Linked DNA regions of Homo sapiens: region 2 is linked to region 1. A link is a contact called in ENCODE Hi-C or POLR2A ChIA-PET data. All regions are on one chromosome and are shown on one strand. The core of a region is the stretch at or near the end of the contact, and the rest is flanking DNA. Distances in the headings are between cores, read along the strand shown.

Evidence for each region. Hi-C counts contacts between places; a loop is a spot of excess contacts on that map. ChIA-PET counts read pairs that join two places held with the same protein, here RNA polymerase II (POLR2A). Pooled maps may share reads with other maps.
Region 2: a map of aorta shows a loop between it and region 1 (2.8-fold over the local background). The contact joins the enhancer-like site here to the promoter of LINC02061 in region 1. A Hi-C loop is called at or near these places in 6 of 168 maps with a recorded cell type or tissue (Caco-2, Calu3, aorta and 2 more) and 4 of 50 pooled maps. POLR2A ChIA-PET finds 5 or more read pairs at or near these places in 1 of 52 experiments (H1).

Annotation. Positions count from the first base shown.
Region 1 is chr5:32,650,314-32,655,066 of GRCh38, forward strand. It overlaps LINC02061 (long intergenic non-protein coding RNA 2061), which reads right to left and starts at 1,710. Exons shown (of 2, transcript NR_187557.1): 1 at 1,631-1,710. RefSeq lists an enhancer at 3,147-4,346.
Region 2 is chr5:32,684,640-32,689,269 of GRCh38, forward strand. No RefSeq gene overlaps it. Among named protein-coding and RNA genes, the nearest start is that of NPR3, 24 kb to the right of the region's middle. Within about 2 kb of position 3,017, at least 3 of the 41 ENCODE cell types and tissues checked have a DNase peak (open chromatin) inside an H3K27ac peak, as active enhancers do; they include ascending aorta, where a contact is called at or near this core.

The sequences.
Region 1 (4,753 bases), core at 460-2,959:
CCTTTGCTCTTGTCTTCTGAGGACCTCAGTATTTCCCTGTGTGACTCTGCCTTGCATGGCATGACCCCCTTATGTTGGAAAATGTAAATAATAACGTCTTTTTTCAAAGGCATTTGTCCCTGTATCTGTCATATTACCACACCTGATTAAAACAAATCTCAGGTACTTTTATCTCATTTTATTGTTTTATTTTATTATTTTATTTTATTTGAGACAGGGTCTCACTCTGTCACCCACACTGGGGTGTAATGTCACCATTATAGCTCACTGTAGCCTTGAACTCCTGGGCACAGGTGATCCTCCTGCCTCAGCCTCTGAGTAGCTAGAACTATAGGGACATGCCACCACACCCAGCTAATATTTTAATTTAATTTTATTTTTTGTACAGATGAGGTCTCGTTATGTTGCCCAGGCTGGTCTCAAACTCTTGGCCTCAAATGATCCTCCTGTCTTGGCCTCCCAAAGTGCTGGGATTACAGGCATGTGCCCTGGCCCTGGGTACATTTTAGAACACCCTCTTTCTCTCCTTAATCCTAAACATTCTAAAGCTGCCTGGAGTCCCAATTCCATGCCAGTCCTCAGCATGTTTGCCCTGTCCATAGTGACATCCATGCGGGGCTAGTATGCATCTGAGGTTTAAGGATTACTCCAGCCTTGAGGCTCTGTGCATTGTGTGCACAAAGTTTCTTCCATAATACAGAAAGCCCTTTAGGTATTGCGATTTGTGTTTATTTGTCTTGATTTTTAACTGTCTGCATGATTTTTTCTTGTTCAAAAGAATAAAGCAATCCATTATTTTGCTTCACCATCTTTGAATAGCTGCATGAAACCAGAGGCCTTCAGGATTTTATGCGAGGAAAATATGTCTACAGCCACTCCAATGTAAATTTTACACAGTGTGAATCTTTCCCCAAAGCCCAGTAACCAGATGTGTAAAAGATGTGTCAACCAAAGCCTCTGTTTGATATCCGTAACTCTAGCAGCTTAAAAATAACTCCCGTTGATAAATAGAAGAGTGCATGCTCACAATGAGACTATGAAACACAGGGACTCCTAAGAAAATGAGTGATTCTCTAGGAAAGGATAAATCAAACAAATAGAACCCAAGGGACTAAGAGAGTATTAAAAATTATTTTCTGCTAGGCACGGTGGGTCACTCCTGTAATCCCAACAGTTTGAGAGGCTGAGGAGGGCGAATCACCTGAGGTCAGGAGTTCGAGACCAGCTTGGCCAACATGGTGAAACCCCATCTCTACTAAAAATACAAAAATTAGCCTGGTGTGGTGGTGCACCCTTGCAGTCCCAGCTACTCGGGAGGCTGAGGCAGAAAAATCGCTTGAACCTGGGAGGTTGCAGTGAGCTAAGATTGCACCACTGTACTCCAGCCGCAGAGACAGACTCTGTCTCAAAAAACGAAAAAAAAATTTTCCTGCAATTTATTTTTAGTCGTGTTTTTTTAAAATGACTTGCTTGATAAGATGTTAAATTTAGAAGATTAAGTCACAGACTATTACAGAATAATACCTCTACACACTTCAGACTAGGAACAAAATTCCCAAAGTTCTTAATAACATAAGGTATGCTAACATAATAAGATATGTTAAAGTAAGAAATGACAGAATCACAATACCTTGGTTTTGGCTCAACTTCCTTTGTTGGCAAGGAGCCTTCACTTAACTTTCCCGGCCCTCTTTCATCTGTGAAATGAAAGGATTGGACTGGCTGAATTCTTTTAATTCTAAAATGTTAATAATATACTTGGGGTTCTTTCTATGATTACTTCAAGCCCACCTTTAGGGTTTCAAATAGAAAATCCCACTGGTTGGGACTTTTCTTTCTTTTTTTTTGGAGGTGGAGTTTCACTCTTGTTGCCCAGGCTGGAGTGCAACGGCACGATCTCAGCTCACTGCAACCTCCGCCTCCCAAGTTCAAGTGATTCTCCTGCCTCAGCCTCCTGAGTAGCTGGGATTACAGGCATGTGCCACCACCCCCGGCTTGGCCTCCCAAAGTGCCGGGATTACAGGCGTGAGCCACTGTGCCCAGCCAGGACTTTTCTTAATTTATTAGTAGTACCAAACAGTTTTTAATATATGTTAAAACAAAAGTAGGCACTTATATTTTATAACAAAAAAATGAAATAAAAGATAAATGGCAGGCTGAGGTGAGCAGATCACCTGAGGTCAGGGGTTTGAGACCAGTCTGGCCAACATGGTGAAATCCCATCTCGACTAAAAATACAAAAATTAGCTGAGTATGGTGGCGCACATCTGTAATCTCAGCTACTCGGGAGGCTGAGGCAGGAGAATTGTTTGAACCCGGGAGGCAGAGGTTGCAGTGAGCAGAGATCATGCCTTTGCGCTCCAGTGTGGGCAACAGAGTGAGACTGTCTCATTAAAAAAAAAAAAGATAAATGGTTAAAATGAAAAACCTGGACAATGACTTTTCAAAACAAAGAAGGTAGAGAGTATTCAGCAAGGTTATGGAGTCAGGGAGCCCCCCCTGTTTTGTGGTGGTCTTCAATATGGGAGCGGCAGTTTAATCCTAGTTCTGATTGAATCCAAATTTTTTGTTTTGCCTGTGGAATAAGTACTTCCTAGGAATGTGAACTTTAGAGTTAAGTAAGTGGGTTAAAGTCCCAGCCCTGCTACCTACTACCTGTGTGCCTGCAGATAAATTATTAAATGTTTTTCAAAGATTCAGTTTAATTATCTCTAAAATGGAGCTGATAATGCTTGCTTCAGAGAGTTATTATGATGAGATAATGCATGCACAGTATTTAACAGTTCCTTGTACTTAGCAAGTAAGAGCTCAAGAAGTAGTAGTTAATCTTATTATGCTATATTGCCTTCTTGGATCTCAATTCTGTACCCTTGTGATCTTGTAGGAGCAGGAAAACTAAGAGAAAAGTAAAGTATGATTTAAAAATAATATAAATAAACTTGGGGAAGGGGGAAACAGAGTGTCTAGCATAAGATAAAGATGATGTGTTTTGCAGGTGTAGAAAGCAGATCGCAATGGAGATTACAAAGTCAGAGAAATTAACTGTTAAACCAGTATCGGATTGAGAAGGAACATAACATTTTGACTCCCATGAAGCCTGAATGCTGCAGACATGTTGGTAAGCAGAGGGCAGAGGGTGTGATTGTCATTTTGGTGGCATCAGCAGAAAACAGCCAGTGGCTTTATATCCTCCTGATGATGACAAAGATTCTTTGCTCATCCAAACTTTACTAAGACTCCAAACCTTCTCCTAGGCCTGTCTGTACACTTCCTTGCAAAATCCAGTTTTAGCAAAGAACCTGTTAAGTCAGTTACCTACCTTGATGTCTGATCACCCTTGATATCTCATCAGGTTCCGCATCCTCCACCATTCCCCAGGTGCTGTCTGATCACCCTGACCTGTCTTTAGCAAGAATCCTGTTAGGTCAGTTTAGCCAGAATCCCCCGACCCCTGATATTTCCTCTTAGTAATTTTCAATCCCTGACCCCCACACTGCTCCTTGGCCATACATTCCCACTGGTCCATGCTGCATTTGGAGGTGAGCCCAATCTCTCTTCCACACTGCAAATCCCATTGCATTCGTCCTTACACTCATTGCAATTGTCCTGAGTAAACTCTGCTTTATCATACTTTCACAAGTGCCAGTGAATAATCTTCCTTAACAGTGATCCTGGAGAATACAAGAAAATAAAAAAGCCATTAGTTTTGGGATTTTTTTTTTTTTGGCTTGGAGGGGTCATGTGTCTTTATTTTTGTCTTGCAGGAGTCCAGCCCTTCTTTATAAGAGCACCCCAGCCTATGCTACAAGTGTTTCCCATAGCACACAGTCTTGGTGGGAGATGGCACCCACCTCCTACCTTGGAATCCAAAGGGATCCTTTTCTGTCTTCCAGCCTGTACTGACATACAGAGGGAGGCTGCAACTTGGACTCTGAAAACCAGACACATACCTTGGGCTTTGGCTTTTCTGTGAGGGATACAGTGACATGGGGACTGGCTCTTCCAGGGCAGGACTTTGGATGTTCTATTTCCCAGGCCTGGTTGTGAGCTTTCATTTTCCTCCGTTCTTTGAGCCTCCAATATCCTTCCAGTGAAATTCCTTTTTGCTGAAGAGAACCTGTTTAGTTTATTTCCTCTCAGAGGTAGGATCTGAGAAAAGAATTCAGGTGCAGTTAGTTTATCTTAGCTGGAAGAAACAGTGGTTAGGAGAGTGAAGAAGTAAGGTGGGGAGAAAAAGCTAATGTAGGGTGTGTAATCAGAGCTATCACCATGGGCTCCTGAAATGAATCAGAAGAGGGAAATTGTGGGAACATGAGTCTGAAAGTTACATCACTCAAGCAGCATAGGCACTCGGTAGTTATACGTCGACTTCTGTTGGTGCTAGCCTGAGGTCTCATTGTCTAGCCCTCCTGGCTGCCATCAGCACAGGCAGGGTGGCCTGCTGCTTTGAGGAACCGTCCACTCAAACAGATGCAGGTTCTGGCAGTTGACCCTGGGCTGCAACACACAGAGGGGGAAGCCCCTATGATAGGGCTGAGGCACTGACAGTCTCGTCTCCAGGGCCAGAGCCAGTTCCAGTTGAGATCAGGACCAGGACTGAGAAACCAGGGTGGCTGCTAACAGGCCAGTGACCCCAGCTCCAGTGCTGCCTCCCTGACATCTCCACATCTTCCTAATAGTCTCAGCTATGCAGGTGTGCCCCTCTGTCTAGATTTCTGGATGCCAGTGAGAACAGGTCAGCAGCTTGTATGCT
Region 2 (4,630 bases), core at 1,767-4,266, 36 kb after region 1:
GAATGCAAGAGCGGTAGAGGTGTGGCAGCTCCACCTAGATTTCAGAGGATATATGGGAAGCCTGGGTGCCCACGGAGAAGTCTGCCACAGGGGTAGAGTTCCTGAAGAGAACATTTACTAAGGCAATGCTGAGCAGAAATGTGGGGTTGGAGCCCCCAAAGAGAGTCCCACTAGAGCACTATCTAGTGAAGTCCTGGGAGAATGGCTGGTGCCTTTGAGACCCCAGAATTATGGAGCTACCATCAGTGTGTGCCTTCAGCCTGGAAAAGCCACAGACATTGAACTCCAACCCAGGAGGACAGCCACGTGTGCTGCAATGGGCAAAACATGGGGGCAGGGCTCCCAGAGGCCACAGGAGTCCACCCCTTGCTTCGAGTGTGCTTCAGACAGGGGAGATGGAGTCAAGGGAGATTATTTTGGAGCTTTAAGATTTAATGTCTAACCTGTTACCCCTTTCTTTTGGCTGATTTCTCTCCTTTGGAATGGGAATGTTTACCTAATACCCATGCAGCTATTCTGTCTTGGAAATAAATAACTTGTTTTTGATTTTACAGGCTCACAAGCTGTAAGAAACTTGCCTTAAGTCTCAGATGAGACTTTGGACTTTTGAATTGATGCTGGAACAAGTTAAGGCTTTTGGGGACTATTGGGATGAAATGATTGTATTTTGCAGTGTAAGAAGGACATGAGATTTGAGAAGCCAGAGGTGGAATGCTGTAGTTTGTATATGTTTGTCTCCCAAAACTCATGATTTTTTTTGATAGAAACAATAAGATACTTTTATCTTCAAAGTACTTGATAAATTCACAGAAGAAAATAGTTTCTATATCCACCCATTACAGATTAAGAACAAAAGAGATTGGGAAAAGATCTGTTTAACATTTCTCTATATGATTGGGAAAATATCTAGCTTAACTTCTTTTTAAAAAATTTTTTTAAAATTTAAAATTTCTAATTTTTAAATTTTTAAATTATATTTTAAATTCTGGGGTACACGTGCAGAACGTGCAGTTTTGTTACATAGGTATACACGTGCCCTGGTGGTTTGCTGTATCCATCAACCCATCACCTACATTAGGTATTTCTGCTAATGCTGTCCCACCCCTAGCCCCCCACCCCCTGACAGGCCCTGGTGTGTGATGTTCCCCTCCCTATGTCCATATATTCTCATTGTTCAACTCCCACTTTTGAGTGAGAACATGTGGTGTTTGGTTTTCTGTTCCTGTGATAGTTTGCTGAGAATAATGGTTTCCAGCTTCATCCATGTCCCTGCAAAGGACACGAACTCATCTTTTTTATGGCTGCATAGTATTCCATGGTGGATATGTGCCACATTTTATTTATCCAGTCTATCATTAAATTCAATCTCCAATCTTAGAAGTGGAGTCTAGTGGGAAGTGTTTGGACTTGGGGACAGATCCCTCATGAATGTCTTGGTGCCATCCTCAGAGCAATGAGTGAGTTCTCACTTTGTAAGTTCCCTTGAGAGCTGGTTGTTTAAAAGAGTCTGGCACCTCCTTCCTTTCTTTCTTGCCCTTGCCATGGTGCCTCCTCTCCAGGGAACATCTCTCTCTGCACACACCAGCTTCCTTCCACTGCAGCCATGCATGGAAGCAGCCTTAGGCCCTCACTAGATGCAGATGCTGGCACCATGCTTCTTGTACAGTTTGCAGAACTATAAGCCAATAAACCTCTTTTCTTTATAAATTATCCAGCCATGTAGAGGCTTGTGCTTGTAATCATAGATACATGGGAGGCTGAGGTGGGAGGATTGCTTGAGCTCAGGAGTTCGAGACTAGCCTGGACAACATAGCAAGATCCCTCATCTCTAAAAAAAAATTAGCCAGCTGCAGTGGTGTGTGACTATAACCCCAGTTACTGGGGAGGCTGAGGCAGGAGGGTCTCTTGGGCCCAGGAGTTTGCAGCTACAGCAAGCTATGATCATGCCACCATACTCCAGTCTGGGGGACAGAATGAGATCCCGTCTCTTAAAAAAATTACCCAGCCTCAGGTATTTCTTTATAGCAACACTATATGGACCAAGACAGTGGGGGTTAAAGTGGGACTCAGGGAAAGAGTGAGGGACAGTGATTGGGTGAAACTCAATTGGGTGAAACTCAGATAAGTATTTAAAAGTGAAGTGAAGGTGAGGTTAAGGATGAAGTCAAGGTCAGAAATGGGGTGAGAGTTAGGAATGGGATAAAGGTTAGGAAAGGTGTGAGGGCCAGAAATTGTGTAAGGGTCAGGAATAAAGTGAGAGGCAGGGAAGAGTCATATTACTTATATATCAATGGCATCTTATCATTCTGCACATCAAAAGGTTCACAGCATCTACACAGTTTTGTCAAGTTATGAATCATTCTTAGTTGGGGATGGGCTTGATATGATGCATTGAGATTTGTCACCCATTTCATTCCCTTCTGTGTTCCTCTTACATCACAGTGTTTGGGAAGGCTAAAAATGAAACTCTTCAGATTCCCTTGCTATTAGGGTACTCGATGCATCTTACTTCCTCTTGAGACATTTGGAAAGCAGAAAGGGAGGAAGACCTTTATCCTTGTGGCAGTGGCAGCTGATGTGGGCATGAGTTTTTGAAGGACCCACAGTCATGATTTACAATTCAGCCACCATCTTGGAGAGGAAGGGACAGCTGTGACATTGGCAGTAAGGCTGGATGTTGTGGAAGTAGGTTCCTCATCTTGAAATTGCAGACATGGTGGTGTGACCTTGAGGTCAAAAGTCTAGCTGAGATCTCCAATTCTGCTCCTCCAGTCTTTCCAATCATTTTTTTAAAAAGCTGTAGTGTAAATAGTACATTTTAAACGGTATAATCACCCTATAACTTTTATTTCTGTTTTTTAAAAATAGTGTGCACCTATAATTATAATTAAGTTAATTTAGTGCAGACTGGGAAATATAACAAAAATTAAGCACATTCTCTGGGACTGGTATAATATTAACTCTGGAAATTTGGCACCCATCCCCACCTGCTAGAATTTGCTGGCATGGAAACACATTCCTACTCCTGGCACAGTGCCTAATGCAAAACAGGAGCTCAGTTCATGAGCACTGAACAGATAAATACCAGTAGAAGTAATAAACAGAAGTTTTATACCAAAATAATGTATAAAAATGAGCTTTAAGAAAAATAGGAGTCATGTAAGGAAGTTTGGGAGGGGTATAAAGGGAGTTTAATATTTTAATACAAAGCAACTTCCAATTATTTTTAAGCATCTAAATCTTTGTATTAAGGCCCTTCCTGTTTGAAATAACTATGGTGGTTTCCATTTTCTACAATCTTGAACGACACAGAGGACAGACAACTAATCTGAAGTAAGGAACGACAGAAAGGCTGACAAATTTACTAGGTTTTATAACTTCAATTTTTCAATGCTTGATTATCCCACAAGAGGGCTGATCCACGGCATTGCAACAGCATTGGCTACTGATTTGAAAACTCTTTGATACCTGCATGGGTAGAATATGGAGGACCCCATAAACATTGTTTCCCATTCAGGGTGGGGTGGAGGAGAAATTTGATTTTAGAATCTCTGGACCCCTAGGCTTTTTTTTTTTTTTTTCACACTGGGGGTGAGATGGGGATCTTAGAAAAGAATCACGAGATCAATTTGCACATTCCTTCATGGAAACCAGATAAATGTAGTCTGACTTTATAACAGAGCAAGGATGTCAGGGTGAGGTAGGGACTGAACAGGAAAAAAAGTTAATATTGAGTTAATGTTGATGCCCTTGTAGGTGTGAAGAGGGATTCCAGGAGAATATTTTGTTTTGTTTCTTTTTGTTGTTTCTCAATAGTTTGCTATTCATTGAAGGTGTTTTATAAATGCTAAGCCTAAAGACTCCATAACAAAAAAGCAATGGGATGATTTATACTTGACTTGAAGGAGTATCTATATTTGTTTTTAATATTTTTTAACCACATGGTTAAAAATACTAGTCCTTAGTTGCATCTCTTGCACCCTCAGCCCCATTCCCTAAGGAAAGTTCTAACTCATTTAATTTTTTGGAATGTTTGTGAATTAGGTTAGTGATCAGCTGCAGGTGACCTCATATGAACGTTAACAAGCTATACGCTATCCTATCTGTGGGTGCTTTGCCAGTGTTTATCTTCAGTTTCCCTAATGTTTGATGTCAGCAGAAATAGACATTTTCTTAGCATTCTGCTAATAGATTGTCAGTCAACCTTCCTTTATTTTGAGAGTAACAGGCACAAAATCAGGAATGGGGAAACAATTTAATACCCTCTCAATGAATTTAGCCCAAGTGGAAGTGGGAAACTTGATTTTGTTGATTTAGGGTAACACGATTTTCTCAGAATTCTGTGACACAGTTATTCCAGGATTTAAATCCCACCAGTTAATGATTATGTCCCTTCCCTATTATCTCCTTCCCTTCTTGGAAGGCTAAGCCTTCTTTGCGTGGCAGCATGGCAGAGGGATGTGCTGTGTACGGAACCTGGCCCTGGGGAGGGATGTTCCAGCTGTTCCGGCCTTCTGCCCTTGCTGGCCTCTGCTCCATAGGACTGGGTAGGCCTGGTCTTGTTCTTTACCTCCCTGCATCCCCTGCATCTTTACCTACTCTCTGGATCCCAGGGTTGTCTCAGACATAC